Linked DNA regions of Homo sapiens: region 2 is linked to region 1. Evidence: read pairs that join two places in POLR2A ChIA-PET (ENCODE). Cell type or tissue: IMR-90. All regions are shown on one strand. Each heading gives the region's core, and the rest is flanking DNA. Links, peaks and the distances in the headings are about the cores only. Region 1 has its middle 260 kb from the start of RPS23. Region 2 holds the start of LOC105379053 (a long non-coding RNA gene).

Region 1 (16,870 bases), core at 5,291-9,290:
TGGAAATCCTAAGTGATGGTTTGGTGATGCCAGTTTTAACACTGTGGATAAATATAATATCTTGCCATCACAGTCATTCAAATGAAATAGGTATCACAGGGTCTGTCTTACCTATTTTATAACCTCGTGGAGGTTATATGGTTTTGGTTGTAAGTGACAAACTGCAACTCAAACTAAGTTTAAGCAAAAGAAGTGAGTTTACCAGCTCATGTAATTGAAATATCAAGAGATAGAGCTGTATTTAGGCAAAACTATATGCAGAGAGCTTCTCCCTCCACCTCTCAACTCCAATTCTCTTTGCTTGACTTTCTTGTACATGTAGACTTTCTCCATCTTGGAGGCAAGTTGACCGTTGACAGATGAAGTCTCAAAACTTTCTAACCTAACAGTAGCTTCCTCTGCTTACCTGCATAAAGTGAGGGAGGTATATTTTAACATTAGCTTTTCCTATTTAGCATAGCTTTCTGTGCCTTACTACATAAAAGCAAGAACGGTACACCTCTCTAAGAAAGGAGTGCTGGTAGATGAGAACAAGTCCTCTAAGATAGGTCTTAATGAGCCACATGTTTGAAGTTCTGTGAATATTTCTTCAGAAGAGATCCCCAAAACAATTACGCGCACACACACACACACACACACACACACACACAGACACACACCCCAAATTGGGAAACCTATTTTATGACTGAGTAAGCCAAAGTGGACTGTGACTCAGCAAGGGACTCCTCTTTCTTCCTATTTGACCTCCAAATTTCAGTTTGCAAGAAGGAAGGGGAAAGAGCATCCCCACCACCATCCCTATGGTCCCACAATAAGTTTTGTGTTTTCAGGGTAAAGAGAGATCTAAAATTCAATCACAATAAGAGTAATTGTTAGGTATTGGTTATTAAAAAGTAAAAATGACATACTTAGAAGTCAACTAGCAAAGTTGGAATTCAACCCCTACAAAACTGAAGGGCAGAGTCTACACTCATCCTAAATGTCAGCAAGAACTTTAGGGATGATGAGATCCCAATAACACTGCTCCACATTCTCAGGTTTTTTTGTTTTTTGTTGTTGTTGTTGTTGTTTGTTTTTTGTTTTTGAGGCCAAATTTTTCCATGCCTTTCCTTAGCCACGAGATAGCTACTGGAAGCCTCAGCAAAATCTATTCACCCAAACAAAGCCATTTTTCACCAGTGACATGAACCCAATGGGTTTCAGCCAATTCAAACAAAGATTCAGATTTGGCGTGTTTACTTTGAAGCTCATCCAATTCAACCAAATGCCATCAAATTTGGCTTGGAAATCTCACTAGAAAATTTGCTCCCAGGAAAGTTCCATCAAGCTAAGTTTGTAGAAAATACACTGGAAGTAGTGCATCACAAGTCAGAATATCAGAATGTCACATTTCTGTCCACCAAGTTCAGGACCACAATGAATCCTTTTAGCATTTAGTAGTCTTTAGAGTTTTAAGTTAGTGCAAATTCAGAGTAGAGATATGTTCAATTTTTATTTTGCATAAAATAATTTTTATCCATGCATCTTCTATCCACTTCCCTCTGAAATGTCACTATACACCAACTGATTTACTAAAAGAAATCTTCCGAGTTACGCTTATTTTCATTCAGTAGTAGTATGTTCAAGCTGTGCCTCTCCTATTAGACAAATCAATATTAAGGTTTATTATCAGAATTTGTATAAGAATATCCAACACCATCAGACTTTATAAAAGAATCAAATGCAAAAAAAGAAAAAAAGAACAATTATCTATGGACCAAATACAAAAGAAGAGAAATTACATAAAAATTAATAAAGATTCACTTTGTATACTGGAAACAATTAGTTCTTAAAAAATTACTGCCAAAATTCATTTGGAGAAATTTACTTTTATGCATGAAGAAGGCTTCTTTTAGGTTCTAGGTTTTTGGAAAAGAAGAAGGAGCAAAGTCTTTACTGAAATTGTGTGTGTGTATGCATGAAATATATGTACATATAATACATGTATATATCATATATATGTGTGTATGTGTGTATGTATATATATATATATCTACCTTTGCTGATTTTGGCTTATGATATTTTACACCACTATTATGAGACAGAAAGGACTTCTTTGCGGGAATTTGGCAAGATTAGAAATGAGTCGATGACTCTCATTCTGGGATTCCGTGAGGCATAATGAAAAGTCTCCCACTTTAGAATGAGGCATTCCTGGATTTCTATCCCCACACAAGCTGCACATCCTCAACAAGGCACTTAAACCTCTAAATTTAACATCTTCAAAAACAGGAATAATACTTATCTGATGATGTTGATGCAAAGGTTGAATAAAGTAATGTCTATAAGGTGATTAGAACATTTTTTTAAATCATTACTATTATTTTAAAATCTTTGAGTTGGCACAGGGTTTATTCAGTTCATTTAGTCCAACTTTTGCTACAGTAACCCATATCAAAATTTCCTGACAGATAGATGATCCTATGACCTCTGAAGGAGAGCTCAGTATCTCACCTGTAGCCATTCCATTTTTATAAATATTTTTCTTACAATAAACCCCCAAACTACCTCCCCATAACTCATATCCATAGCCTGTTCAACTTTCTAACATTAAATAAGGAGTACATTTAATCCCTTCCCCTACTTATGATAGATCTTAAAATATTTAAAGACTATCAAATTGAAGAAATAATTTGAGCATTAAGTCCTGCAAAGAAAATGACTTTTCTTACCAAAACTATATATTTTATGCCTTTAACCATTGTTTTCAGACCCTTGAACATCTGGTTACTCTTCCTTATCTACTATTCTAGTAGATAAAGCTATTTTATATTTGGAATTCCATTATTTTTCCTGTAATAGACTATTATACATACTTTATTTTTTTGTTTTAGTGATTGCACTTAAAAGTTTTAGCTTTCATAATTAATTTAACATTGTGAAGTTAATAAAAATTTTTATCCACCTTGAAAAACTATACACAAATCTTATAACAATTTAACCTTAATTATTTCCCTCCCAAGTTACATGCTTTTGATTATCTGTATTTTCATTTACCTTTTTATAAGCCCATATATTTCAGATTATCTGGCCCTATTTTATATTTATACATGACAGATATTTTAAATTTCAATGTTACTATCTAGTATATCAGCTATTTTTACCGAATTTGCAGTATTTATTAATGTCTTCCTCCAGGTCACGGGTGAAAATGTTGAGGCTTCTTTTCTGTTCTAGCTATGGTCAGCATTGCTACCTGTCCACTAGACCCCATTCCTCTCATCCACCAAGAACATTCCTCCAGGCATCATTTTTTCTATAAATCATATCAATATTTTTTTTTCTTTTCTACTGAATCATTCTCATACCAACAGGCTATTATTTGGGGAACCATAAAAAATACAGAAAACTCTTTATGACCTTACACTCCATGTCTCTTCTTTCCTTTATAGCAAAAGTTTATGAAAGTATTGTCTATACCAATTGTCCCCTATATGTATTTACTCTCATTTTATCTTAAATTTATTTCAGTAAAGTTTTGCCTAACCAATCTATTGAAGCTTCCTTTATGAAAGTCATCAATAACCTCCTCCTTACTATTAGTTCATTAGTTGAGCTATAAACTAGACCAGCAAAGTTTATCACTTGCCCTTGAACACTTTTGTAGCCTGGTTTTCTCTGCCTCTCTGGAAGTTCATGTTCAGTCTCCTTTACTACTTCTTCTGCATCTCCTTGATCTCCAATGCCAGATTTAACAGGTTTTTGTAAACTTTATCCCACATAGTTTTCACAGGAACCCAGCAAAATAAGCAGTATCAACCCTAGTAATAAATTTTAGCAGATGATTTTTGGAGCCCTCTTGGAAGCATACGGTTATCAATTTATCAAGTTTTTCCAGGAAAATATGATCTTTATTGCCATGCATGTTTGATGTGTAGATCAGAGGAAAATAGATATAATTAACTGTATTTTCACCAAGTCTTCAGGCACTATCATACCTGACATTTTTGGAGAAGAGATGATAAAATGTCTAGAAATCTGAAAAAAACAGATGCAATTTGTACCGATTAATGGATCCAAATAAAAAACAAGAGGGGACTTTAGTGCCACTTCATTATTATGTTTTTGTCTGCAGTTGCTTTATTCATTAATTGATTGGTTAGAAATATTTATTGACAGCCTATTTCCAGGCATTTTTTTTAAATGCTGGGTCTGTGAACACAAAAAAATAAAAATCCCTAGCTTCATGAAATTTACATTATAGTGGGAGAGACAAGTAGTCAATAAATCAAATATATCACATATTAGATGTGAGTAAGGATTAAAGATAGTAAAAGCAGGGAAGAGTGATAATAAGTGTGTGTGTGAGGTTGTAATTATGAACAGGGTGACCAGGATAGGACTTAGTGTTACAATATATGTAAGTAAAGAACTGAAGAAAGAGAAGGAAGGAGTTCCTTGTTGCTCAACTCACAATTACTACATACCACTTAACATAATGTCTCACACAAGCTGGCACTAAATAATATTTTTTAATATATGAACAAGGAAATAAATAGAGGAAGGTGGATTATTTGTAAATGCCTTATTAACTACGGCAGAATCATAATGAGCATTTCCTATAGAACAAAGTCATCTGCCTGTGATTTTTTCACTTATTTTTGGGTAGCTCAATAGAGCCACAAAGTGAAGAAAGCAATAATTATGTGGCCACCAGAGCTGCTATTAGAGTGTCACCTGTTGTTCTATCCATTGTCTCAAAGACAGTTTTAAAAAAGACCCTATACGCTTCATTAAGAGCATTTGTTCACTGTGGGGTGGAGGCTGTGATATATCAGGGAGTGTATTAGGCCATTCTTACATTGCTATAAAGAAATACCTGAGACTGGGTAATTTACAAAGAAAAGAGGTTTAATTGGTTCATGGTTCTGCAGGCTGTACAGGAAGCATAGCACTGGCATCTGCTTCTGGAAAGGCCTCAGGAAGCTTTTACTCATGGTGGAAGGCAAAGCAGGTGCAGGCACTTCACAGGGTGAAAATGGGCAAGAGAGAGAATGTAGGGGCAGGTGGCACACACTTTTAAATGATCAGATCTTGTGAGAACTCACTCACCACACAAGGACAGCACCAAGAGGATGGTGCTAAACCATTCATGAGAAATCTACCTCCATTATCCAATCACCTCCCACCAGGACCCATATTCTGCCCATGGTCCCTCCCAAATCTCAAGTCCTTTCTTTTTTTTTTTTTTTTTGATGGAGTCTCACTCTGTCACCCAGGCTGGAGTGCAGTAATGTAATCTCAGCTCACTGCAACCTCCACCTCCCAGGTTCAAGTGATTCTCTTGCCTCAGCCTCCTGAGTAGCTGGGACTACAGGCATGTGCCACCATGCCCAGCTAATTTTTTGTATTTTTTTAGGAGAGATGGGGTTTCACCGTGTTAGCCAGGATGGTCTCGATCTCCTGACCTCATGATCTGCCCACCTTGGCTTCCCAAAGTGCTGGGATTACAGTTGTGAGCCACAATGCGCAGCCTCTCATGTCCTTTTCACATTTTGAAATACAATCACTTCTCAATGTCCCCTCAAAGTCTTAACTCATTCCAGCATTAACTCAAAAGTCCCAAGTACAAAATTCAAAGTCTCATCTAGAGATGAATTCCTTCCACCTATGAAACTGTAAAATCAAAACAAGTTATTCACTTCCAAGATATGATAGAGGTAGCAGTATTGGGTAAACATTCCCATTCCAAAAGGGAGAAATTGGCCAAAAGAAAAAGGCTACAGGACCCACACAAGCTCAAAACTCAGCAAAGCAGTCATTAAGTCTTAAATCTCCAAAATAATCTCCTTTGACTCCATGTCCCACATCAGGGTACATTGCTACAAGGGGTGGAATCCCAAAGTCTTGGGCAGCTTCATCCCTGAGGTTTTGCAGGGTTCAGCCCCAAGGCTGCTCTGACAGGTTGTTGACTTCCTATGACTTTTCCAGGCACAGGGTGCAGGCTGCCGATGGATTTACCATTCTCAGATCTGGAGGGTGGTAGCCACTTTCTCACAGCTCCACTAGGCAGTGCCCCAGTGGAGACTGTGTGTGGAGGTTCCAACCCCGCATTTTCCCCTTGGCATTGCCCTAGTAGAGGTTTTCTGTGAGGGCTCTGTCTCTGCAACAGCCTTCTTCCTGGACACCCAGGCTTTTCCATACATGCTCTACAATCTAGGCAGTGGCGGCCAAGCCTCAACTCTTGCACTCTGTGCACTGCAGGCTTAACACCACATGGAAGCTGCCAAGGCTTATGGCTTACACTCTCTGGTGCTGCAGCTTGAGCTGTACCTGGGCCCCTTTGAGCTGAGAATGGAGCCAGAGTGGCCAGGATATGAGGAACAGTGTCTTGAGGCTGAGCAGGGCAGCAAGGCCCTGGGCCTGGCCCACTAAACCATTTTTCTGTCCTAGACCTCTAGGCCTTTGATGGAAAAGGCTGCCTTGAAGATCTCTGAAATGTCTTTGAGGCCTTTCCCATTGTCTTGGATATTAGTATTTGGCTCCCTTTTAGTTATGCAAATATCTAGCAAGTGGTTTTTCCATGGCCTACTTGAATTCCTATCCCAAAAAAGCTTTTTCTTCTTTTGCCACGTGGCTAGGCTGCAAAATTTCCAAACTTTACATTTTAATTCCTGTTTGAATATTACTCCAACTTCAAGTTATTTATTTGCTCCTCCATCTGAGGATGAGCTGTTAGAAGCAGCCAGTCCACATTTTGAACACTTTGCTGCTTAGAAATGTTTTTCTGCCAGATACCCTAAATCATCACTCTGAAGTTCAAACTTCCACAGATCCCTAGGGCAGGGGCACAATGCAGCCAAGTCCTTTGCTAAGGTATAACATGCATGACATTTGCTCCAGTTCCCAATGAGTTCCTCATTTCCATCTGAGACCTCAGCAGCCTGGACATTACTATCAATATCACTATCAGCATTTTGGTTACAACCATTTAACCAGTCTCTAAGAAAATCAAAGCTTTCTCTCATTTTCTTGTCTTCTCCTGAGCCTTCCAAGAATTTCCAACCTCTGCCTGTTACCTACTTCCAAAGTTTCTTCCACATTTTTAGATATGTTTATAGCAATACCCTATTCCTTGTACCAATTTTCAGTATTAGGTCATTCTTGCATTGTTATAAATAAATACCTGTGACTGGGTAATGTATACAGAAAAAAGATTAAATTGGCTCACAGTTCTGAAGGCTTTACAGGAAGCATACCACTAGCATCTGCTTCTGGAAAGGCCTCAGGAAGCTTTTACTCATGGTGGAAGGTGAAGCAGGAGCAGGCACTTCATATGGTAAAAACAGGAGCAAGAAAGAGAGTTCAGGGGGAGGTTCACACACTTTTAAATGACCAGATCTTGTGAGAATTCACTGTTGTGAGGACAGCACCAAGGGAAGGAAGCTAAAGCATTCATGAGAAATCCACCCCTATGATCCAATCACCTCCCATCAGGTTCCACCCGTAATACTGGGGATTACAATTCAACATGACATTTAGGTGAGGACAAATATGCAAACTGTATTAGGGAGTATGGTTCAATATTAGTGCTTTTGTTCCTTTTGAGATTCCTGTAACTATATTCTGTAATGACTCGAGTTGGAGTCAGTCCTGAGGGCTGTCTAAAGAGGACAAGGGAAGGAAGGATGAGACTGGTTCTGTTGACCCTACACATAAAATAGACTCAATCTAATAAAGTATTTTCTAATACGGTAAAATAAATATCTCCAAAGAGTTTTACAATGTCCTTTAACATTGATAAGCTTTTTCTTTAGTGGTTTCACCAAGATTCCTTGAGCTCATGGCTTTTTAAAACAGCCTGGGTTTCCCAAGAGAAACTAATGCATGTATCACTGGCATTCTTTGTCTCATTCTCTAGCTCCCTGGCAAAATACTCAGCAGGCCCTCTTTCTTTTTTGGACTGTCTGAAATGGCCAAAAAAAAAAAAAAAAAAAAAAGAAGAAAACTATTTTAAAAACTGCTATGACTACCTTTGTAACAGCAACAGCCATTAGGGAGTTCTCTCCTCTTCCATTTCTTGTGATTAAATTTTAATGCAGTTAAAATTGTGATTTTTTAATGCAGTTGTGCATAAAAAAAATTGTGATTTTTTTTTAATGCAGTTACATCGAGCTAACCTGTCAAAGTAAATTCACCAAAGTTAAATTTTCCTGAAAGATTAAGGATGAAAAGTCAGCAATCCACAACTAGGAAAAAAGTGATAGGGTTGGCCTTGTTGTTTTCCAGATGTTTACCAGTAGATATTAAGTTGTTCCTGAACTAGAGTGGGCATGAATCCTATAGGTCCTAAATATCAACTTACAGGGCATTGCTGTTCTTCCTGCTTTTTAACATATGTCATAGGGTCAAAGAGTATAAAGGGCTGTTTTCCTTTAAAATATCTACAGTCTAATAATAAATTGCCCTTACCATATTTTATTTCCCACTTTTCTATTCCAAACACCTGAAGAACTAAATGAAAAGTAAATGGAAAGAGCAGGGTATGATCTCCTAAGTCAGTTATTAGCCTAAGAATTAGTGTTTGGAGAACAGCACTCTCCCCTTCCTCCTTTGTCCTGAGATTCAGATTCCCATCAGCAAAATGTAGTCCATAGATAATAATGACACTCATCTAATGATATTAAAGCATGTTGAGACCTGTCGGAGAAATACACGATTTTAAAACCAAAATATTCAAAACTATATAAACTTTTAAGTCTGAGCATACTAAAAATTGCTATTCATTAGAATAAGGTCTGGAATGAAGTTAATTTTACCGTATCCCCATTTCTGGATGATTTTATATATACTCCAAAAGCACAATTGATGACCACAAAAAAATAACATATTAAATAGTATATTAATTAAATACTTATAATGAGTCTCCTTAAAAACACCATTAGATAAATTTGTTGGCCTGGCTCTATTTGTTTTATGTACTTGAAGGCAATGAATTGTGCTTCTTTGTTCTACAAATTATTTCTTTTTTATCAACTCATGTATCTCTCTAAAATAAATGAAATTTTGGGGTTTACCACTAATATTCATCTTTTCTTCCTCCATTTAAGTAGTCAGGGGTATATTATTCAATTTTATAGTGAGAAGTCAAAGGGTCTAAACAACGTTAAAAAATATTACCACAATTTGGATAAAGTTATTTTCACTTCACAAAATAAATGAGGCAAACATTTTAAAACCTTCCAGAATACTGGATTATTTATTGCCTTCTAACTTGGTTTTCTAATTATGATTTTAATGAACTTATTTGGAAATTAAACTCTGCTCTTTACCGAAGAAAATGGGGAGGGGGTAGATGTGGGGAGCAACTGTTTCAGAGATAGTTTGCCAGAGCCATGTCATCACTCTTCGAGTGAGTCTACCTGAATTATTTTGGTTCTGCCTCTAATTGCCTTTGTGCTCTTGGCCAGGGCATTTGTTTATCAGATTCCTGATCTTTAAAATGTGGAGGTTCATCTAAATACTATCCAAAGTTGCTTTCAGCTTCCATAGAAGCTAAATTCTTCCACGTTATTCTTTAATAAGTTGATACGGAAGAATGAACAGAATTAAACAAGCCACGTTTCTGATTCTACCCTGTACTGAACACAACAAGCTTCTGAATCACTGCCATGTGCATAGCTCCTTCTGAGGAAAAATTTCTGTTTAGGCATCTCCAGGGCCAGCCTCATGGAAGTCAACATGACTGAATCCAACATGGCCACTTGGCTCATAAGTAGGAATCCAGGCCATGTTCTTTTGCAATTCAATGAGGAAGGCCAATAAGGTTCTCTGAATGCCTGGAAATTTTGAATTAGACAAAAGAATAAGTCAATTACTCATAGGATTTGGAGATCTATAGTCATTACTAGCAGAGAAGTTGGAGAGGCCATGGTGGATTATATGCAAGCTCAAGAAATTTCAAATAATTTTGTTCAAAGATTAAGGAGGCTTGATTATCGCAAGTACCACATTAATTAGACTTTTTATAAGTTAGCACATAGAAGGTTTGGAATTCTTTGAGGCAGACATTATTCAGATTATTTCCAAAAGGCCCCTTTGTTTTCTCCTCGGGATAATATTTTTTAAAAATGAGTTATTAGTCACAAGGGTTGTGATTAGTCACAGCCACCTGTGGTGAGATTTCCCTCCATAACTGCTTCAGAAATGCAAGTACAGCCTGGAGACATCCCTGTCTTCGGGGGGCTGAGGCTAGACCTGTCATGGGTTCTCTTATGTGGAATGACTTGTCTCCTTCTTCCACTTCCACAAGGACCAACATATATGATTTCAATTACAACTTCTCTTCTCATGAGGCATGAAGAGGTTACCTTCCTAACTCTCTAGCAGGGCAAATATAAAATAACAATGTGAAAATCCTTATGATAAAATGTAAAACCTGTCTTTACCATAAAGTTTCATTTCCTGGGGTAATCTGAGTGATTTTCTGATCAGAATCTTAAAATCAAAAAAGACTAGTTAAAACAACTCTCAAATCAACTATCTAGGGGTACTTTAATGAGGGGAAATCAGAGAACTGCAGAATTAGATGGTCATTAAAGAAGAGAACTAACTGAGGCCTCTGCCTGCAAACTTACACCACACACAATGGATGATTGTTGTTTCTATTTTGAAAGCTCTCTGATGAGGCTGATCCTAGTGAACGTAAAAGCTCCCCAAATCATGGTTATTGAAAGTAGTCTGGAAGGTCATCGACCTTCTAATTTCTTCTGTCTAGGCTTTCTCCTGCCTAATCCCAGGATATTGGTTAAGTTGACCTCAGAGGGGTCAGACTGATCTATTGCAACTCCAGAGCTTTTGTCCCAGTGCCAATGTCCTCTCCATCAAGAATCCAAGGGTCTAATGCAGCTTCCAGAAGTACCCTTTATTGGTAGAGACTTCCCTTCATTTATTCTTTGGTTCACTCAGTCAACCTTCAATCTTGAAGTACTTACAATATCCAAACATTGCTTAGGCCCAGGGAACACGAGACAGTAACAAGAGCTTTGCTGTGACAGCTCTTACATTCAATATAAGGAGAGAAAAATAAAAACAATTAAATGAGAAATGAGAATATACAGAAAATAACTTACTCATGAGTGTCTGGGTGTGTTCTTCAGATTATCTCAAAAGAGGTTGAGATCTGAAATGATGAGAAAGATAGTCAAAAAACTTTTAAAATATATCCTTTTCTTTTTGCAGACCTGTGCCACAGTGACTATTTCTAGAGCGCCACCTGAAAACTCTAGAACAGGTAAGACCAGCAGCAGGTCTGCCTTATCCCCAGTAGACACAAATCTGCACATGTCATCAAGAATACCCCTGGTTGCTGTAGGTCCCAGAGGACTAGGGAAGTGGAGGTGATGACTCCAGATGGCTGTGCACGCTATGCCCTCAAAGCCAGACTCTAGTCTTCTGAGGAAGAGGAAGTAAAATAGCACCTTCATCCACTGGGGATAGAGAGGTTGCAGGACACCTCTCCAGTTTCTATTTAGTGCCAAACCACCCTGGAAAAAGTACCCAGAGGATGAAACGTCAACCCTTCATTTTGGAGGGTAATCATCCACAATCCCCCACACTAAGAAGCCTACCTTATTATTCCACAACTAAAGTTAATTTCAAAGTCTTTTCTCCACAGTGCACCTAATATGAAGCAGATGTGGGAACCACCGCAGGACCAGGAGAGGCCCATTCTCCTATCTCTCCCAATCTCTGTCTGTTGCAAATAAGCCAAATTTAAACCAGCAATAACGCATGTTTCCAATCAGCACTGCAGCTTTCTCCCCACGGAAGTAACTCCTTGGCTTGCACAAGGGAAGGAAATGTTTTCTTCAAAAAGCAGTGCCAGGACAGGGAGCAGCTTATTCTCACGATAGTTAACATGCTCACCAGCCAATGCAGTGAGAAAATCAGTGCAGGAGCAGCCAGGGCAAGACAGGAGAGGCCTTATTTCAGCAGAAACAATGGGAAAGACAGAGGAGGATTGGGAAACATATCTATAAAGCTTAAGAACATGAAGCTTGTCTTCCTAAGCTATTGTGGATTCATAAGGAAGTGTGGTTCATGTTGAGAATGCTTTCTCTGCCTTATCTCTCACATGCCTGATCAGAAACTGAACAGACGGAAGTGATATCCTGAACCCCATGGAGAGGGTGGGGGCTGGCTTTTGTGCTATGTAATAGGAGGACATTAAACTAGGGTAGACTAAAACCAAAAATGTCCATAATGTGTTTTAGGACAACTCTTCCTGCTCAGCAGTAAGAAAATTTTAATATTTTGCCATACCATGAAAAATAAGAAAACATCATGGTTGCCCAAATAGGTCCCCATGAACAAAACCTATTTGGAAGGAAAAGCAAATACAAACATAAGAAGTCGTCACTCTTCCTTCTAGCCTCATACGCACCTTTCTGGATCTGCCCCCTTCAGTGCTTTTCACCCATTCTTAAAAAATGTGTCAACTCAGTTGTGAAAAACTGAGCTATTCGAGGCTTCGGGACATTTTGTGAAAGAAATAAGCTATCTGGGAATATTGTTGTTGACATTGGCTTTCGTTTGAGGTTTTACGTATGCATGCAGAGAAAGATTACGTGTGAGAATGTTAGAGGCAAGTTTCGCTCTCTGCAGTCTTTATTAAAAGTAATTAGTAATAAGCCAGTCTTCCATTTACAAGTATTTTCTCTGAAGAGACCACCAGTTCAGCTGTGTGTGCTTGCGTCTTTCTGACAGCAGTTCTCAAAGCGAAGCAAAGCAGTGGCATCTGTAGTAACAATCAAAACACCAAAAGCCTGGTGGTTAATTCAATAAAACTCTTGAGTACACAAATAGCTGATGATGTTTAATTGACTGAACAGATAGTGAGTAGCTGACAGTTCTGGGAATTACACTGGATATTTATTTTAATCTGTTTAATTTAAAATTGGAACAACATTTTATTGTGCAGTAAGTTTATATAAATTTTTTAATGGTTGGTTAAGTTACATGCTTGTTTTTAGATGGCAATTTTAAAACATTTATCACATGTAGCTTTTAAAGATATTTTCAATTTTCCCAAAGCATTGCAGAAATGAGTTTAATGGAATAAACATAAAAAGTCAACAGACCATCACACTATGTTTAAAAGAGCCTTCTCAGCAATAAGCAACCTGCATTCAAATCTTGTCCCTGCCACTTTCTAGCTCTGTGAGCTTGGACAAATGATTCTCTAAGCCTCACTACAACTATTTATTAAATAAGATCAAAATAATCTCAAACTCCTAGGGTTATTGTGAGCATTAATGAAACAAAGCAGGTAGAGCAATTGATAGAATGCCTGGTCCATGGTCAGTATTCAGTCACTATTCTCTCTCTTCTGCAACTTGGCCTCAGCTAGTTAATTTACACATTTGCCCTGAAGAGCTCACAGACTCCAGCTCTGGAGCCACATTGCTCATCAGAAATCAAATAGCACAAGGATTATTAAAGAGCACATGGTTCTTTTTGTTTACTGAAGTCCAAAATACAGAACTGTAGTTATCAACAGAGAAACACTCCTGCAAGGGCCACTAATTAAAGAACATGTTTCAGAACACATTTCATTTGTATTCTACGCAAAGAGAGCTGCCCATCACAGACTCATAAAATGCTAGCCCAGCAATACATCTTAGACTAGTTCACACCCAACACCCACCCGCTCTCCACCAGCCCAATCTCCATCGCCTTACTTTGCAAAGGAAAAAAAACCCAGTGAGTTGTTGTGGTCCCCCCGCTATTCATTCAAGTTTAGAAGCAATCCAAAACCAAATCTGGGGTCTCCCAATACATCATTAAATTTGGAGAGTTTTCCTGAATATGCAATTCTTACACACAAACTTGCTCACTGGCATTACTAGATAAATGTGACCTAGAGGCCACATGGCAACCATGCTACTGATTTGTCACCCAGTCAAAGCTCACTGACTATATTGGTGTCTCCAGTTTCTTCAATAGAGAAATGGCAATCACTTCTGGTCAGGGCTTGGATCCCAATTTGGTGTATGAGGCAGGCTCACAGGTACACCCTTCAGTGATGAGGTCTAGAGGACATAATTCATAGACATCCTGTTTCCTCTGCCAACGTTATGGCAGAAATGCCCTTGGACAAGTGAACCAGGTTTCTTTCATTCAAGTCCTACCCAGAAATCTATAGAAATGTCTCTTTTTGTTTGCTCAGGACAGCCACTTGCACCTACTCTGGGTGAAAGGGAAAGTACTTAAAAAGATTCTACTGGCTACAGTGGAAATCTCCAAAGTGAGTTACAGTAACTTAAAATTAGCACACTCCTTCAGCAAAACTTTGCCAAATAGCTTTTTTTTTTTTTTTTTTTTTTTTTTTTTGAGACAGAGTCTCGCTCAGTCGCCCAGGCTGGAGTGCAGTGGCTCTGTCTCCACTCACCGCAAGCTCCACCTCCTGGTTTCACGCCATTCTCCTGCCTCAGCCTCCCGAGTAGCTGGGACTACAGGCGACCACCACCACGCCCAACTAACTTTTTTTGTATTTTTTTAGTAGAGACGGGGTTTCGCCGTGTTAGCCAGGATGGTCGCGATCTCCTGACCTCGTGATCTGCTCTCCTGGGACTCCCAAAGTGCTGGGATTACAGGCGTGAGCCACTGCGCCCGGCTGCCAAATATCTTTTAAAACTCTAAGAAAGAGAATCTTTCCAGAGCAGGGATTCCAGTGCTGAGATCCCCCGTTGCTGCTGGTGCTTTCCTCACAATAACCTGCTTTGAAGTCTGACATCATGGGATGCAAGGGTCTTCCAGGCTTCCGGCAGCCACAGCACTGCCTGGGCTCTTCAGACTTTAGGAGAGGGTTCCCTTCAGTTCCCCTCCTGAATCGGCAAGTACTAACAATTCATCCACTTAGAGCTTCAGCTCTAATACAGTTAACTGGAAATTTTCTCCACAGAAGCCTCATTCCCTCTCATCTCAGAAGCTTCTCTAAGAACAAAGACTCATTGAGAAGATAGGAGTCTTGTCTCTGCACTGAGGAACTGAGGACATGCTCTTTAATTCCTTCGTTACAGCATTTCCGCTATCCGTGCTACTGACATTTAACAGGATGGACTCTGGACCTCCCTTCTATCTCTCCAAAGTGGAACTGGCAATGTTTCTTCAAGAAACTACCTTGGAGCCACATCAACATGTGTATCTAAATTACACAAAGTTAGGCATACAAATTTGGCAACTGAGTTTGCAATTGAGATTGCAATTGAGGGCAATCTTGCTTGCCTTCTATTCCATGAGAAAATGCGCCAGAGATGAAAGAGGTGAATCCACTTTTCCCTTCAGTGTGATTGGATAATTTTTTACAAAAACACATATTTTTGGAATAGCATGGCCCCAAAACACAAGCCAACCTCTTCATCTGGTGCTCATCTGCTTGAAAATCAGAACTAAAACTGGCTCTATGTTGGTTTCCAACAGAGAATCTTTCTTAAAGCTTTCCAAGAATTATTCTGTCTCTATGTGATTTTTCACTTACTCACTGCCTTTGGAATCTAATCCCCCCTTTACCATATGACTTTACTGTAGTCCATTCTTGACTGAGGTTTGAGAAATCATTGTGGTCTATCTCCCAACACATTGTCCTAAAGCAATAGATTAAAACAGCTAAATCAGGAAAGCTACCACTTATCTTCTTCAGACTTTCCCTGTGAATTCCTGGAGAGTCTGGGTTATGGACCACCCTAAGGAAGGTGTAGAAATATGGGTAAAGCGTGATGAAAATGTTATTTGAAAATGACATAGTGTCTCCTCCATCAAAGAATGGTATCAAGTCCATTCAGCCCTTTGAGGGCTTTGTAACATTTCATAAGGGTTGTTAATTCCTTACCTTTAAAATGTGCATCAGTGTCATTCCTGAATAGCCCTTAAAAGAGTCAGGGTTTAGATGCTTCCAAAATACAGTAACACTACTTCTCAGCTACTCTACAGAATTTGGATACTGAGGTGACCCACCATCTTTGAGATTTGCTTTAGTGCCTCCCTCCAAAAACACAACAGATGGAACCTGAGTGAGTTAACCTCAGGTTCTAACCTGAGTTAGAGCTGAGAGTCAATTGAGAGTGGGCAGGATGGAGATTATAATGAAGCTGGAATAGACACACATGAGGGAGCCCTAACTGGATCCCAGTGGAGACAACTAAAATGTTAAAATTAAAAAAAAAAAAAAAAACAGAACAGGAAGAGACAGCAAATGTTGGTGCGGTAAACCTCAATGCAAACAAGGCAATGAGTTCAAAAGCTGGCCCTGCTGAGACAACATAGAACTGTCCTCATAGAAGACAAGATATCCCTTGAGAGATGAGGCTAAAACTATTACAGAAAAAACTGACACAGAAAAAAACCCAAATGCCTAAGTGAAAAAATTCTAGAAATAGAAATCTCCAATTTGAGGGAAGGAGATAATTTTAACCAATAAAAATAATTAAGATGAAACTTAATGGAGAAAAAGAAAAAAAAACACAAAAAATACTGCTTTCAATTTTCTAAACATCTTCAACCCAGAAAAATGTGGTTGGGGCATCTGGCATCTTTGCCATCTGCATGTTCCTTGGAGCATGACACAAAGCTTGGAGGCTGAGAGAGGCAGGCAGAGCCTTCTGTCAAACACACAGGAATGTCCTGGCCAAATGGCCCAGGGAGGGTTGGGAGCAATGTTGTAAACTCCCTTTATAGTGATCTATTGTTTTGTTCTTGTTTTTGTAAGAATAATACAGAGAATATCTATTACTTTAACCCTGGAAATCCCTGAGAAAGAAGAGAAACTAGTGCCAAAGCCAGAACTACCCATTACAGGCCATAGTGGCATCTGTCATTAAATAGCAGCTCT
Region 2 (16,870 bases), core at 4,906-8,905, 850 kb before region 1:
GGGTTTCTCCATGTTGGTCAGGCTGGTCCCAAACTCCCGACCTCAGGTGCTCCACCTGCCTCGGCCTCCCAAAGTGCTGGGATTACAGGTGTGAGCCACCATACCCAGCCTCAAATTTCTTATAGCTTAGCTATTGGTAGCTCTTTCAGGTTGTCTCTTATATACTTTTGACATGCCAGCATACTGGTATAAAACACTTATTATTACAGTAATGTGCTGCATAATGATGTTTCAGTCAGCAATAGACCACATATGCGACAGTGACCCCATAAGATTATAATGGAGCTGAAAATTCCTATCACCTGGTGATGTTGTAGCCATCATGACGTTGTAGGGCAATGCATTACTCACATGTTTGCAGTGATACTGGTGTAAACAAACCAACATATACTATAGCACATACAATTATATAAGGTATATAATAATAACAAACAACTATGTTAGTGGTTTATGTATTTACTATTTATACTGTACTTTTAATCTTATTTTAGAATTTATTCCTTCAACTCACACACAAAAAAGTTAACTGTAAAAGATCCTCAGATGGGTCCTTCAGGAGGTATTCCAGAAGGCATGGTTATCATGGAAGATGACAGCTCCATGTATGTTATTGCCCCTGAAGACCTTCCAGTGGGCAAAGATGTGGAGGTAGAAGATGATCTTGACCCTGTGTAGGCTTAGGCTATTGTCTGTGTCTTAGTTTATGTCAAAAATGTTAAAAAAGGTTAAAAAAAAACAATAAAAACCTAAGTAGAAAAAAGCTTATCGAATAAGGACATATATAAAGAAAATATTTTTGTACAGATATACAACATGTTTGTTTTTTAAGCTGTGTTATTACAAAAGAGTCAGAGAGTTAAAAAAAAAGAAAATTTTATAGTTTATAAAGTTTCAGTAAGCTAAGGTGAATTTATTATTAAAGAAAAAATACGTTGAATAAATTAAAGGTAGCCTAAGTATACAGTGTTTATAAAGTAATTCTACAGTTGCACAGAGTAATGTCTTAGGCCTTCATATTCATTCATTGACTCACTCACAGCAACTCTTGGTCCTGCAAGTTCCTAGGTAAATGCCCTATATAGGTATACCATTAAAAAAAAAATTATTTATGCCGGGTGCAGTGGCTCACGCTTGTAATCCCAGCACTTTGGGAGGCCGAGGTGGGCAGATCACTTGAGGCCAGGAGTTTGAGACCAGCCTGGCCAACATGATGAAACCCCGTCTTTACTAAAAATACAAAAATTAGCCTGGCTTGTTGGGCTCACGCCTGTAGTCCCAGCTATTTGGGAGGCTGAGGCAGGAGAATCGCTAGAACCTGGGAGGTGGAGGTTGCTGTGAGCCGAGATTGTGTCACTGCACTCCAGCCTGGGTGACAGAGTGAGACTCCATCTCAAAAAAATAAATAAATACATAAATCATTTATACTGTATTATCACTGTATCTTTTCTATGTTTAGATATGTTTAGATGCACAAATACTTAATACTCTATTACAATTGCCTACAGTATTTAGTATGGCCACATGCTGTACAGGTATATAGCCTAGCAGCAATAGGCCATACCACATAGCTTAGGTATGTGGTAGGCTATACCATCTAGGTTTATATAGGTACATCCTACGATGTTTACACAATGACAACATTGCCTAATGGTGCATTTCTCAGAGCATATCCTTGTTGTTAAGCATGACTATTTCCTTATGTTCTGATGCTACAAGATGCTCCAGGCTCATCATGTATCTTTCCTCCCACAGTCGTAGAATCAGCAATTTCTTCAAGGAATCCTAATTGATTTTACTAGAGAATGGTATTTAGAAATCAATGAGCTTGAAGTGCTTGTTTCTATTTATGTTTCGCTATTTCTAGGCCCTCTCAGAAAAAATATCTAGGAAATACATTTATTTCTGTATATATATATACATATATACACACACACACAGAAAAAATATATATTTATATGCATATCTGTGTGTATATAAACACCTGTATAAATGTATATATTTCTGTATCTCTTTGCCTATATGGATGCAAACATATATTTTAATTTATATGCTTTATATCTATATAGTCTATTTAAATAAACAAGAGTTTATTCTGATGTCTCTGACTCTAATCAGTATAACAGATTTCATTCTAGCCTTTGCTCTTTTATTTGTAGATTCCTTCTCTAACAGTGAGAAAAGTGGCTCTCGGCATCACAATGTATTTATATACACTAAGGACTTCTAAACTGTACCCCATGAGAAATAAATTTACCAACTAACATCAAGTTTTGACACAGAGTTTCCTTTATATTTAACCTTACAGTATCAGTCAAAACATTTTGTTAAAATTACTTAGGTCAGCTCTTTCTTCCCTATACCCTTCAATGAAGTTATCTGATACAATTCATTTGTAGTATAGTTAATGTCAGATTTCATATCCTGGGTTTTCCCACATCCTAGTTAATATGTTTTGCATTTGCATACAGGTTGACACTGTACAGCTCTGAGTTTTGATGAATACATTGAGTCACGGAGCCAACACCACAGGTACCATACAGAACAATTCCATCCTAAGATGCCCCTGTGCTGCCACTTTGCAGTGAATTTCCCCATCCCTCCGTTCAGAACCCCTGGAGACCATTGACCTATTTTCTGTTCCTTTAGTTTTACATTTTCCACAATGACATATGAATGGAATCATTCTCTGTGTAGTCTTTTGTGTCTGGCTCTTTCATTTAACAAAATGCAATTAAGATTCATACATGCCGTTGTGTGAATCATTAGTGAATCGATTGGTTACACAAAAATCCTACTTTTCAATGTCAACTTATCTCATGTTTTCTTCTGAAGCTCTGGAGTAAAGAAGCTTTTTAGATGCTCAGTATTAAAAAATACAGTATTCATTCACTTATGTATTAAACTCCTCCTTTATGCCAGGCACACTGTGATAAGCACTGGGAATTCATCAGTAAACAAGAAGGACGAGGTCTCCTCCCTCACAGACCTTCTAATATATTGTGATAACTGCATTGGGAGAGCAAAAATATTCGTAAACATGTAAGTGTGATGATTAATTCTATGTGTCAACCTGATTGGCCAGAAGGTGCCTAGATTAAACAGCATTTTAATTATGTTAAAGACGAAATGAGCCTCTGAACCAGTGGGCTCCGTAAAGTAGGTTGCCCTCCCTAGTGTGCATGGGGATCATCAAATCTGTTAAGGTTCTGAATAGAACAAAAGGCGAGGGAAGGAGAAATCCATTCCCTTTTTCCCGCCTCATTGCATGAGCTGGGACATCTGAACTTATCCTTCCCTGCTCTCATCCTGGGATTTACATCATGGGCTCCCGTGGGCTCAGGCCTTCGGACTCTGAATGGTTATACTGCTGGCTTTCCTGGGTCTTCAGCTTGTAGGCAGCAGATTGTGGGACTTCTCAGCCCTCCTAATCTCATGAAATTTCTCAATTCATTTCTCATGAATTTTCTCAAGAAAATTTCTTTTGGTTCTCTTTCTTTGGAGAACTCTAATACAAGAAGCATATTGAAGAGCTACCTCACCCAGTCAGGGCCCATGCAGTCTTCCCAAAGAAAGTGACAACTTGGCTGAAAGATGAAGAAAGAGTAAAAAGTAGGAGTGAGAGAGAAGTCACATAGAATAGTTAAAGTGGAAATGGTTCCAGGCCATAGAAATTGTACTTTCAAAGGCCTCCTAGCACATGAGGAAATGAGTCCATGTAGAGAAACTGAGAAATGAAATGAGAAGAAGGAATGAAGTGGAAAACAGCAGGGGCCACTCACGAATAATTACACAAGTCATGGGAAAGTATTTGGACTTTATCCTAAGAGGAAACTGCCCATCAAGGCCTGAGTGTCTCAGCACCCTTTGCCTCACACACTGAGACCATATCACTTCTCATGTATCTCCCAATATTTTAGGATGAACTCCGTGTAAGTGAAATGGTACATTTTGGAGAACACGGTAATTTTCTATTTTGGGGTTGGAGTGAATATAGGAAGTCACTTCAAAACTTGGCTTTACTTATGTAGACTCAATACTAGCTTATCCCAAGTAAAGAGATGATCATGTGTTTGGGTCCAGATTGGAAACATGTTTTTCCTTGTGAAGAAATAAATAAATAAATAAATAACATGATGACAAACGGTAAAATTCTGAATAGGATTAGTGAATTAATTGTGCTTCTAATAACAAAGAGTGGCTCAAAGAGCTGGCCTATTTAGTAGACTTTTCTCCGAAGTCAGTTGACAACTCCACGGCTGAACTACGAATGTTTCACTATGCGATGGGAACGCTGCAACTGTGAATGAAGTTTGAGTATTGGATGCAGAGAGTTGATCTCATTGCTTCCTGTGAAATGTTTGCCTCTCTTCTTTTACTGGACAGTAATTAACAGTATTAATGATTTAAAAGGGAAAAAAAAGCATCAGCCATATCTTTCTTCCCTGAAAATGTTGTTTGATGAATATTTCCCTCCTTCAATAAAACAACCTGATTGGAGGTCCATTGAGTATGTTAAATAAAGAAGCAATTGGGCTGGTAAATAAAAAGATACAGTTAGTAAAATATAAAATTTATATTAGAAATAGTATTTAAAAAATGTTAAAAATGTGAAAACGTTGTACCTGTTGGCAGTAATCTAGCCAGCCATCTTTCCTTAGCATTGCCATTGGTAATTCCTTATTGCTGTGAATCCAGATGCTTAAAATATTGTGACACCAAGATAGGAAAAAAAAAAAAAATGTTGAACCTAGCATGTAAACCTCTCCCCTCCCACCCCACCTTTCCTGCTGACCTATAACATCATGTATACCAACATCATTTAAAGCTCCACACAGGGTATGATTCATACCCACATTTTACAAATGAGGAAAATAAGGCCTACAAAAGTTAAATACTCAACTAAGGTTACATCTGAGAAGTGGTCAAGCACTTGGATGAACTAGATCTACTTGATTCCAATGTCTGTAGTCTCATCCATTTTACATTACTTCCTCATCATCCCTAGTATCAGCAAAATTTTCTGAATTTTATTGCTTCAAAATCCAAGCACCTTATCCAAAAACAAATTGATTAGTTAGTATTTTTTTTGTAATGGTAATTTAAAATATTATCTTTATTTTCTTGTTTGTTTAACACAAAAAGAGCAAACTTTCCATCCGGAAAGTTTATATTAATTTTGGTAATTTTAAACAAATTTTTGAATGTTTAAATAAATCTTATGGTTGCTCTGGGCTTCTGTGGGTATACATTTACTGTCCTTAGATGTAATCTAATCATGAAGCTTGAAACATGTCACAGAACTGCGTGCTATTTCATTTTTCCTTATGCAGATAAAATGCTTTTTATAAAAAGTGTTGTTTTAATTGAAAAAATATTATACACTTATGGAAAACATCTAAATATTACAGAAGATTACAAAGTGGGTAAAAAGTACACATTTTTTATAGCGCACAATAAGATAGGTAAATGGATTAATGCATACTCATGTGAAATTTGCTGTTTTCTTTTCAATCTTGGAATTTCATCCATCAATCTTTTTAATAACTGGGTAGCAATCCAGTACACATTCATAATTTGCTTAACCAGGCCTCTACTGAGTTGAATTGAGATTATTTCTAGTTTTTTGTTATTATGAAAAAAATGCAGTAGTTAAATCCTTATACCTACTTCTCATTTGTGAAAATGTATTTACAGGATAAATTCCTATGTACTATGTAGAAAAAGCATAATATTATTGAGCAATTTCTACACACTATATTAATAAAAACATTTAACCTGTTAGTAGAAAATTTAATGCTTCATGAAAGCCATTCTCTGGAAGTAGTAAAATATAGTTTTTCTTTTCTTTATAGCTATAGTTCATGACTGAACTTAAAGACCATAATAAAGTTACCATGAAACCACAGTGTGTCGAGACAGAGAGCATAGTTGGTTTTTAAAAAAATGTATTTTCTGGAGCCAGGATGACTTAACTTTTAACTTCAGCTTCATCATTTATTAGCTGTGTGACCTTGAGCACATTAGTACTATTCTCTTAGCCAGAGTTTCTCACATGAGATAGCCTAACCATTACCTTTTATAGGGGTAATAGGATCATTGGTATAAGAGAATGCATATAAAGCACTTACCATAATGCCTGGCACATGAAAAGCAGGAAATAAACATTTATTATTATTATATTATATATCTATTAGCTCTATGACTTTTTGGTATGGGTGACATTACTTTTAGTATTCAAATCTCCACAAGCTAATATATTATTACTATTTAATTCATTCATTTATTCAACAATATTTATTGACCACTATTATGTACTATGCACTGCTCTAGTGTTGGGGATACAATAATCCTGTAGAAACATGACTCCTGCTTAACAGCCGTCAAAGTTCTATAGAAATCAGAATGTGTTAGTGTATTTTAACTTCAAAAATAACATTAGTCAATACCATTTGAAGCAGAATTTAGGACATTTCATTATAACTCCAAAGGTTTGTTGTGAATTTAAGTTGATTTTGATACTTTTCTAAAAATGAAAAATGACTCCACAGTTTTGTGGGTCAATGGCTAGTGGGAATTCTTTTTACAGCTGCCTTGTGTCATTTATCTTAATCAGACACTAAATAAGCCATTTTCTTAGTTATTTAGAAGATCATTGTGTCTTTTATATCTTGGCCCCTGGATTGCCAAAGAATATAGCTTAACCTTTATTTTTATCTATCCAGGTGGAAAAATATATAACAGGGTCTCTAAGTCCTAGACGTCAATTCACCTGTTTTAAAAAATATCAGTTGAACAAAAATATTAAACAATAACAATTGCAGTAAAAGGGAACTTAAAATAAATGTATATTTCACAAGAAATATGCAAAATATTTTCAAATATTCAATAATTTAGAATCAAATAGGATATACTTTTCAGTATATTGCTAACCCCTCTGTAGGTATATGTGTTATTATGCAAATATATACAAACAACAAATATTTATATCCATGTCTATATCCATATCCACACACAATATACATACAACATCAGCAGTAGTATTTATTGGGTAAGTAGCAGTCTTCTTATTGTTATTTAAGTTTGTGTGCATAGTTTGAAAATGTTAGTGAGGGATCAAAGCCTGCCCAGAATGATGTCATAACAAGGTAATATGGAATCTGATTATGTGAAAAGCTGGATATTTACACAAAGAGGTCAGAAACCAGCTGGCTACATATAAACTAAGGAAAAACCAACAAACATCCTGAGAAAGTTCTTACTCTTGAGCTGCTGTGGACTTGCAAGCTTAGCACAATTTTTAAAGACCCAGATACTGAGAATGTTTTCTATGTCAGCACTGTTTCACTCAAAAATTTCATGTGGCTTGCTACCCAAATTATCCTGGAGGCACTAAGAAAATATGTTTATTTTTTCTTCACTTGATATTTTTTAAAAATTATGTTTTAAAAAACTGTAGCAACATTCTCTGTCTCTAGGATTCAGCAAAAACACTCAGATTGAATAAAACAACTGTGGATCATTTTTATATGTGTTTTATTTTTATTCTGAAGATCTGAGAATTTGTTCAAATTGGGTTTGGGGAAGAAATTCAATTAACTTGTCTGGACTATTGCTAATACTGGAAGAAACAGTTACCTGAAAAGTCTGCTTTGTGATTGTCTGTCTTCCTCCTTCTCTTCCTCCCTTGCTGCTTCCTTCCTGCTTTCCTGCCTTTCTTCTTTCCTTCTTTTTCTGTTCTCTCCTTTATCTTCTTCCTGTTTCCCCCTTTTCTTTCTCCCCATTTTCTTATTTTTTTTATAACTCTAAAATTACAACCAATATCATTAATGATTGCCTGGTGACAGAGCAAGACTCCATCTAAAAAAAAAAAAAAAGAAAAGAAAAGAAAGAAAATAATATCACTTATAGTGCAAAAACCATTACTAAATTGTCAAAACAACTTTTATCTTCGGCAACTATATTCACTCCTGCAAAAAACTGACAATGTATTCCAAACTGAGAAAATGAGTTATGGGAAGGAAAAAGGGAGCTAGAAATGTGACATTTTAGATTTCTTTCTTAAAAACAGAGAAGACCCCAAAATGAGAAAAGATGGGGAATGATGTGCTAAAGTAAGTATGTTCAAACCTCATAACAGGAATGGAAATAGGCTAGTGCTGTAATTCTAACCTTAGATTGAAGATAAGACTTGTTAAGTATTTTGATGGAAATATAAGTAACTTACTTTTATTTTACAATGCCCTTATTAATTTTTCTGTGTTTTGTTGTTTAGTAATGCTGGATTGCCAAGATTCTTACCATACCATCTAATTTGGGGGGTGGGGGCGGTGTTGAAAAGCACTCCGTGTTGGTATATGGTGCCATTCTTGTTAGAATGGTTAAATACCACAAAAGAAGTCCAAGACAAGTATCACTCAGGAACTTGCTGATAGTGATGTACATTAGCTTATTGATAGACTTTAGTATCTGGTAGAATCAAAAAGTTTCACCGAGGAACAGAGGCATTTTGATGTTTAAAGTGAAATTCCTTTTCTAAACATTTGGTTTTAATAATATTAGAGATTATTATCTAGTTTAACTTGTCTTTTTGCCACATTTATGGATGCTTCATCTGGCCAATCATTTAAATAAGGGAAAAATTGTTAATGATCCCCTTTCAGCACAAGACAGTGTCGTGACAGACTATAGCTTCAAGAACCAAAAGGACATGCACAAATAGTCATAAAACAATAATGATGTAATGACCCACTTGTTTGTCACTGTGACTCAGGGTACCCAGTCTGGGTCAAGATAAAAGAATTGCAACACAAAGCTAAAATGTCAGTGTACACTTGGGCTGGGAAATTCTGTCTAAAGCAATTAATCCCCCCACCCCATCCTAACCGGCTCCTCCTCCTGCCATGTCCACCTCTGCTTTGCAGGTTTTTGAAGTTAAATAAATTTGTGAAACAAAATTGTTCTTTGAAGACAGCTAGCTTTTTCACTTTGTGTGCTAGAGGGCTACCTAGCTTTTGCTTCTTCGTCCCTGGACTAGACAGAAGACCCGACTGTCCCAGAGGAATCAAACACCACACAAAGGTCCCCTAGAGGGTGGTGAGTCTTGAATTTCTCAGGAGAATGTAATTGCTTCTTTGGCAAATACAGGTTTCCCATATATAAGTCATTCACTCATTGTAAGTCCCAATAGAAGTTTTGTTTTGTATTTTTAAAAGTGGAAACAGCTTCATTTTTTATAATTATAAAAATATTTTATGCCTACTGTACAAATCTCAGAGAATTTAGAAAGTTAAGAAGTTTCAATTGTAGTGTTGCTAGTTATTATGACCATTTTTTTGTATACTCTTCTATACTTGTTTTGTTTTCCTATTTATAATACTTTTTTAAATCATACTTTAAGTTTTAGGGTACATGTGCACAACGTGCAGGTTAGTTACATATGTATACATGTGCCATGTTGGTGTGCTGCACCCAGTAACTCGTCATTTAACATTAGGTATATCTCCAAATGCTATCCCTCCCCCCTCCCCCCATGGGCATTCAAAGTCACAGACTTTGAGTTGTTGTTTATCAAAATACATATTTTATTGTGCTAAAAACACATAACATACAATCTACCATCTTAATCTTAAGTGTACAGTTCAGCAATGTTGTTTATTCACAGTGTTGTGAAATAGATTTCCAGAATTTTTTTCTCTTGTAGAACTGAAACTTTATACCGATTAAACAACTCTCTTTTTTCTCTCCCCCCATTTTAGCCAACTTTCTATTTTTTGTTTATATAAATTTGACTACTCTAGATACCTCGTGTAAGTGAAATCATTCAGTATTTGTCTTTTTGTGAATTGGCTTATTTCATTTAGCATAATGCCCTCGAGGTTCACCCACATTGTAGCATGTGATAGGATTCCCTTCCTTTTTAAGGATGAATACTGTTCTATAGTGTGTATATGTACCATATTTTGTTGATCAATTCACCTGTCGATGGATATTTGGGTTGCTTCCACCTGTTGGCTACTGCAAGTAGTGCTTCTATGAACACAGGTGTGTAGCTATCTCTTCAAGAACCAATTCTTTCAATTCTTTTGAATACATACTCATAAATGGAATTATTGGATCATATGGTAATTCTATTTTTAACTCTTTGAAGAGCTACGGTGCTGTTTTCCATAGTGGTTTCACCATTTTGCACCCCCACCAACAGTGCATAAATGTTCCAATTTTTCTCCATCCTCACTGGCACTTGTTATTTTCTACTTTTTAAAATATTAGGCATACTAATGGATGTGAGGTGATAGCTCATAGTTTTAATTTGCATTTCTGTGATGATTGATAATAGTGAACATCTTTTCATATGCTTGTTAGCCATTTTTACATCTTCTTCATAGAAATGCCTATTCAAGTCCTTTACTCACTTTACCCATAAAGTCAGATTGTTTGATTTTTTGTTGTTGAATTGTAGGTCTTTTAAAATATATATTCTAGATATTAATTGCTTATCAGATGAATAATCTGCAAATATTTTCTCCCATTCTGTAGATTGCCTTTTCGTTGTATTGAGTGTGTCCTTTGATGCACAGAAGTTTTTTAGTTTGATTTAGTCCCATTTGTCCATTTTTGCTTTTGTGGCCTGTGCTTTTGTTGTCACATCCAAGAAATCATGGTTAATCCAATATTATGAAGATTTTCCCCTATATTTTCTTCAAGGAGTTTTATAGTTTTGAGTCTTACATTTATGTTTTTAATCAATTTTGAGTAAATTTTTGTATATGACATAAAATAAGGATCCAACTTCATTCTTTTTCATGTGTATATACAGTTTTCTTAATATAATTTGTTGAAGATATTGTTCTTTCCCCATAACCTTGTCAAAGATTATGTCACAATATTTGTGATGGTTTATTTCTGGGCTGTCTATTGTATTCCACTGGTACAGATGCCTGTCTGTATGCGAGCACCACATTGTTTTGATTACTGTAGTTTTATAATAGGTTTTAAAATCAGGAAATAAGAGTCCTCCAACTTTGTTCTTCTTTTTCAAAATTGTTTTGACCATTCAGGGTCCCTTGAAATTCCATGTGAATTTTAGTATAACTTTTTAAAAAATTTTAGTGAAAAAATTGCTATTGGGATTTGGACAAGGATTGCATTGACTGTGTAGGTCACTTTGGTAATATTGATATCTTAATAATGTTATGCCTTCCCATCTATGAACATGGAATATCCTTCCATTTATCTGTATCTTTCAAAATTTCTTTCAGTAATGTTTTGTAGTTTTCATTGTACAAGTCTTTCAACCCATCTGTTAACTTTGTTCCTAATATTTTATTCTTTTTGATGCTACTGTAAGTTGTTTTCTTAATTTTCTTTTCATATTGTTCATGGTTAGTTTGTAGAAGTGCAAATGACTTTTATATGTTGATTTTGTATTCTGCAAAATCTGATGAATTATTTTATTAGTTCTAACAGGTTTATTTGCGTGTGTGTGTGTGTAATTTTTAGAGTTTCCTACATATACATGTCATCTGTGAAAGATAATTTTACTTCTTCCAATTTATTTTTCTTGCCTAATTTTTCTGACTGACATCAAATACTATATTGAATAGTAATATTTATATCAGGCAGGCATTCCTGTCTTGTTCCTGATCTTAAAAGAAAAGGCTTCAGTCTTTCACTGTTGAGTATGATATTTTCTGTGGGCCTTTCATGTATGGTCTTGATATGCTGAGGTAGTTTCATTCTATTCCTAGTTTGTTGAGTGTTTATTTTTTAATATATTACGAAAGGGTGTTAAATCTTATCAAATGCTTTTTTCTGCATCAGTTGAGATGGCTGTGTGTTTTTGGTCCTTCATTTGGTTAATATGATGTATTATATTGATTGATTTTTGTATATTAAACCATTCTTGCATTCCAGGAATAAATCCCAGTTGGTTATGGTGTGTAGTCCTTTCAATGTGCTGTTGAATTCAGTTTGCTAGTATTTTGTTGATGATTTTGCATCAATATCCATTAGGAATATTAGTCTGTAGTTTTCTTTTCTTGTAGTGTGTTTATCTGATTTTGGTATCAAGGTAATGTTAGCCTCATAGAATGAGCTTGAAGTTGTTCCCTACTCTTCAGTTTTTGGAAGATATTGAAAAGGATTGGTGTTAATTCTTTTTTTTTTTTTTTTTTTTTTTTTGAGACGGAGTCTCGCTCTGTCGCCCAGGCTGGAGTGCAGTGGCGGGATCTCGGCTCACTGCAAGCTCCGCCTCCCGGGTTCACGCCATTCTCCTGCCTCAGCCTCCCAAGTAGCTGGGACTACAGGCGCCCGCCACTACGCCCAGCTAATTTTTTGTATTTTTAGTAGAGACGGGGTTTCACCATGTTAGCCGGGATGGTCTCGATCTCCTGACCTCGTGATCCGCCCGCCTCGGCCTCCCAAAGTGCTGGGATTACAGGCGTGAGCCACCGCGCCCGGCCGGTGTTAATTCTTTAAATGTTTGGTAGAATTCTCTAGTGAAGTCATCTGGTCCTGGAGTTATCTTTTTTGGGGAAGTTTTTATACAAATTCACTATTTTTACTAATTATTGGCCTGTCCAGATTTTCTATTTCTCATGGCTCACTCTTGGTAGGTTGTGTATTCCTAGGAGTTTATCCATTTCTTCTAGTTTATCCAATTTGTGGGCATACAATTTTTAAAAATACTCTCATATAATCCTGTTTATTTCATGTAATGCTCCCTCTTTCATTACCGATTTTAGTTATTTTAGTTTTATCTCTTTTTGTTGATCTTTTTAAAAACATGTAGTCTTATTTTCATGATTTTAAAAAAATCTATTTTATCTGTTTCTGCTCTAATCATAATTATTTCCTTTCTTCTGCTAGCTTTGGATGTAGTTCTTTTTTTAGTTCCTTGAGGTGTAAAGTTTCGTTGTTGATTTGAGATCTTTGTTCTTACTAAATGTTTATCTATAGCTATAGACTTTCCTCTTAGCACTGCTTTCACTGCATCTCAAATTTTTCTTTTTTGGGATGGAGTTTCGCTCTTGTCGCCCAGGCTGAGTGCAGTGGTGCAATCTCGGCTCATTGCAACCTCCGCTTCCCAGGTTCAAGTGATTCTATTGCCTCAGCCTCCTGAGTAGCTGGGATTACAGGCACCCACCACGACACCCGGCTAATTTTTTTGTATTTTTAGTAGAGAGGGGGGGTTTCGCCATGTGGGGCAGGCGGGTCTCAAACTCCTGACCTCTGGTGATCTGCCCGCCATGGCCTCCCAAAGTGCTGGGATTACAGGCATGAGCCACTATACCTGGACCATCTCAAACTTTTGTATGTTGTATTTTTATTTTCATTTGTCTCACAGTATTTTTCTAATTTCCCTTGTGACTTCTTTGATTCACTGATTGTTTAAGAGTATGTTGTTTACTTTCCACATATTTGTGGATTTTCCTTCTGTTATTGATTTCTAGTTTCATTCCAATGTGATTGGAAAATACATTTTGTATAATTTTTTAAGACTTGTTTTGTGGCCTAGTTAGTTTGTGGTTTATCCTGAAGAATATTCCATGTGAACTTGAGGAGAATGTAGGTTTTGCTGCTGTTTGGCAGAGTGTTTGTTAGTTCTAATTGGTCTATAGTGTTATTCAAGTCTGTGTTCTTACTTACCTTATATCTGGTTGTTCCCAAAATAAATTATCATTTGCAACTTATCTTTTCCCAATACATTTATTTTAAACTGTTTTTCTTGTTAATGAGTATTGTACTTATTAGAATGAGGTTGCCACAAGTAGTAGAATAGGAAAGGTAATTCTGGCTTTAAAAAGCTAGAACTTGATTTGTTTTTTCATGTGGAAGTTTGGAGAAAAGCATTTCAGGACTGGTATGGTGCTTCATGGCATCAGGGGCTTAGGCTATTTCTGTGTTAGTTATTGCTCTGGCAAGCATGGCCTCCCACTCCTGGATCACCTTATTGTCTAGGATGACTTCTTCAGCTCCAGTGACACATTCAAGCCAGCAAAAAGAACGAAACGGGGGGAAAAGGGCCTACCTCCTCCATAATGAACACTTTCTGGAAATTGCACACACAACTTTTCCCTACATCTCATTGCTAGAATTTAGTAGCCTGGATATACTTACCTGCAAAAGAGGGTGGGAAAATCATCCCTGTTGGCCCTGTGACCATCCCCAAATCAAAGGCTATGTTACAATAAAAGAGGGAAAAGACGGATATTAAGGGACAACTAGTAGTTCTGTTACAAGTGTAGACCTATAGCAATACATTAATCAGGTATTTATAATTATCCAAGTGTGCTATGGTGTTCTGTTGTACATTTTTATTTATTGTTCTTTTGATAAACATTTATATTGTACCATAATTACTAAAATTATGAACAATATTATGATGAATTTCCATGAACATACACTTTTTATAGTTAATAAGTTACTGTGCTTAGAATATTCCCAGAAATATAATTGCTGAATCAAAATATGCATGTATGCAAGATAAATCTATATATCAAAGCAGTACATGTGGCATGGTGAAGGTGAAAGATTATAAATTTTCTCATGATTAAAATAACAGTCTTCTTCCCCATGTTTCTCTATCTTCGGCACATTGCCCCGATAGATCCAGAAGCAAATTTTCAAAATCAGTTTTTTCATTCTATTGGTCACTTACCACTATTATTCTAGATCACAGGTTCTTAACCATGACTGCATATTAGAATCACCTCAGAAACCATAAAAAAAAAAAAAAAGGCTGATTTCTGGGCTCCATCCCATTTAAAGCATAATTTCTTAAGGTAAGGACTGGGCTTTGCTCTTCTTAAAATAATGTTTTAAGCTGTCCATATGACTCTAATAATGCACAGCAAAGACTGAGAATCACTATTACAGAAACGTGGTATTCAAACTTTAATGTGTTTATAAAATATGTATGGATCTTGTTAAAATGCAGATTCCATTTCAGTGGTTTTGCCAAGATTTGGCTTTTCTAACAAGTGATGTCAATCCTTCTGGTCTGCAGACGACACATTTGAGTATCAAGGCTAGACAATATGTGTATTCTTCTACTTACTTCTTTACTTTAGACAATATGCAGTGACTCCCTGAGATGAAGATAAGGATTTGTTCATTTTAATTATACCCTCCTATTTTCTTTTCTCAATGTTTGTTATGTTATTACTTTTAGCTTTAATATTGATTTGTTTTGTATCTTTAGTTAATATGGCTAAATTCCTGTTTTTTTTCTCCAATTTTGACAGTATTTCTTCATATTTGACCATTCCCTTAAAAGATGAGATCATTGGAGTTCTATTTTTTCTTCCATCTTTCGCCTCAGAAAACTTGTGTTCCACCTCTTGTTTTTTTTCTGCTTTGACTTTTAAGTAATCTAAGTAGTTAACATTTCTGTGCTCTCCTGCAAACACGAATAAATCTTCCATGTTATGTCCTTAGGTTGTCTCTTAAGGAGAAAACTAATAAACTGATTTGGCAGTGTTACAGTTTAATGCATAAACAGATATGTGCCATGCCAAGTGACGCACTAGGCTTCCAGCACCTTCTTTATGAGCACTTGTACAGCAATCTGGGCCACCTAACGAATACTAGTGTGATGGTCCACAGATTCCTTAAAAATCGCAGCATTCAGTTTGCTTGTATTTGACCAAGATTTTCTTGTACATTTTTTTCCCCTGGAATTTCTATAACTTCCCATCCCACCCTTGTTATGTGTTCTTTAGATTTTTCACACTCTAAGGTATATTAGCTGTTCAACAAGCTACAAATTGTCCCAGAAGCCTATCCCCTGGGGATTATTATCCTACTAGTCTCGAGATTGGTCACTCCTTAGGTTGGCCACAACTTGGGAGATCCCTTTACTTTGTCCTGGGTCAGTTCTGTTTACACCGTCCTAGTTTACAGATTCTGCTGGTGAAGAACACTCAGATAGCTTCATAAGAGATGATACACAGGTGGTAAGTGTACTTAGTGCTTGTATCTTTGACATTATAGAGTATTCTAGGTGGAACATAATTTTACTGCAGAACTTCAACCCCTCTCCTTCATGGCTTGTGAGTTTTTTTCTTCCTAAAAGCTTTTGGGTTCTTCTTTTTAAATTATGTTGTCCTGAAACTTCATCACAATGTGGCTAGTGGGAGATCTGTTTTCATTCATCGAGTTGGACATTCGGTGGGCCATTTCAAATGGAAGATTCTTGTCCTTAGCTCTAGTATGTATCTTTTTATTATTTGCTGAAATAATTTTAACACTTTGCCTTTTCTTCTTTCTGGATTTTGTGTTAGTTGAATACAGGCCCTCTCAGTTTCTTCCTCATATTTTCCATCTTTTACTTTTTTGTTTGACATTTTGTTAACCTGCTTTGATGTTTTTTTCCAGCCTCTCTAATAAATTTTAAGTTTTGGAAATTATACTTTAAATCTCTAAGACCTCTTTCTCATTCTCTCATTGTTCTATTTCTTGTTTTGTAGGTGTAATATTTCCTTGAATCTTTTGTTTTTATTCTTTTGTAGAGATGGAGGTGTCTCACCATGTTGCCCAGGCTGGTCTCAAACTCCTGGCCTCAAGCAATCTTCCTGCCTTGGCCTCCCAAAGTGCTGGGATTACAGGCATGAGCTACCACGCCTGGCCTCCTTGAATCTTTTGGAAAACATTTATAAGAATGATTTTTAACTTCTTTTGTGTTACCTAAATAATTTCATCTTACTCCAAAGTTATTTTTCTACTTTGTAAAATTTGTTATTTCTCTTTTTATGTTGCTAGTTCTCTTTACATGCTAGTGATTTCTGACTCTTATTAAGAAGAGTGGACTGAGCTGACGGAGTAGATGTTTCCACTTTTGTGTAAGATTGTTTTCGTAATAGATCTCTTT

Evidence for each region. Peaks named below come from ENCODE experiments on the same cell type or tissue, not always from the same donor. Only the 100,000 strongest peaks of a DNase experiment are listed, where the experiment ranks them.
Region 2: POLR2A ChIA-PET joins it to region 1 with 8 read pairs; 2 of 35 experiments call an interaction of 5 or more read pairs at or near these places.

The regions. Positions count from the first base shown.
Region 1 is chr5:82,533,795-82,550,664 of GRCh38, reverse strand. No RefSeq gene overlaps it. Among named protein-coding and RNA genes, the nearest start is that of RPS23, 260 kb to the right of the region's middle. RefSeq lists an enhancer at 6,262-6,849. In IMR-90, for the core only: no CTCF peak of the experiment used is centred there; no DNase peak of the experiment used is centred there.
Region 2 is chr5:83,379,135-83,396,004 of GRCh38, reverse strand. It overlaps LOC105379053 (a long non-coding RNA gene), which reads right to left and starts at 8,116. Exons shown (of 3, transcript XR_948511.2): 1 at 7,636-8,116; 2 at 4,623-4,698. RefSeq lists an enhancer at 16,688-16,870. In IMR-90, for the core only: no CTCF peak of the experiment used is centred there; a DNase peak (open chromatin) is centred at 7,184.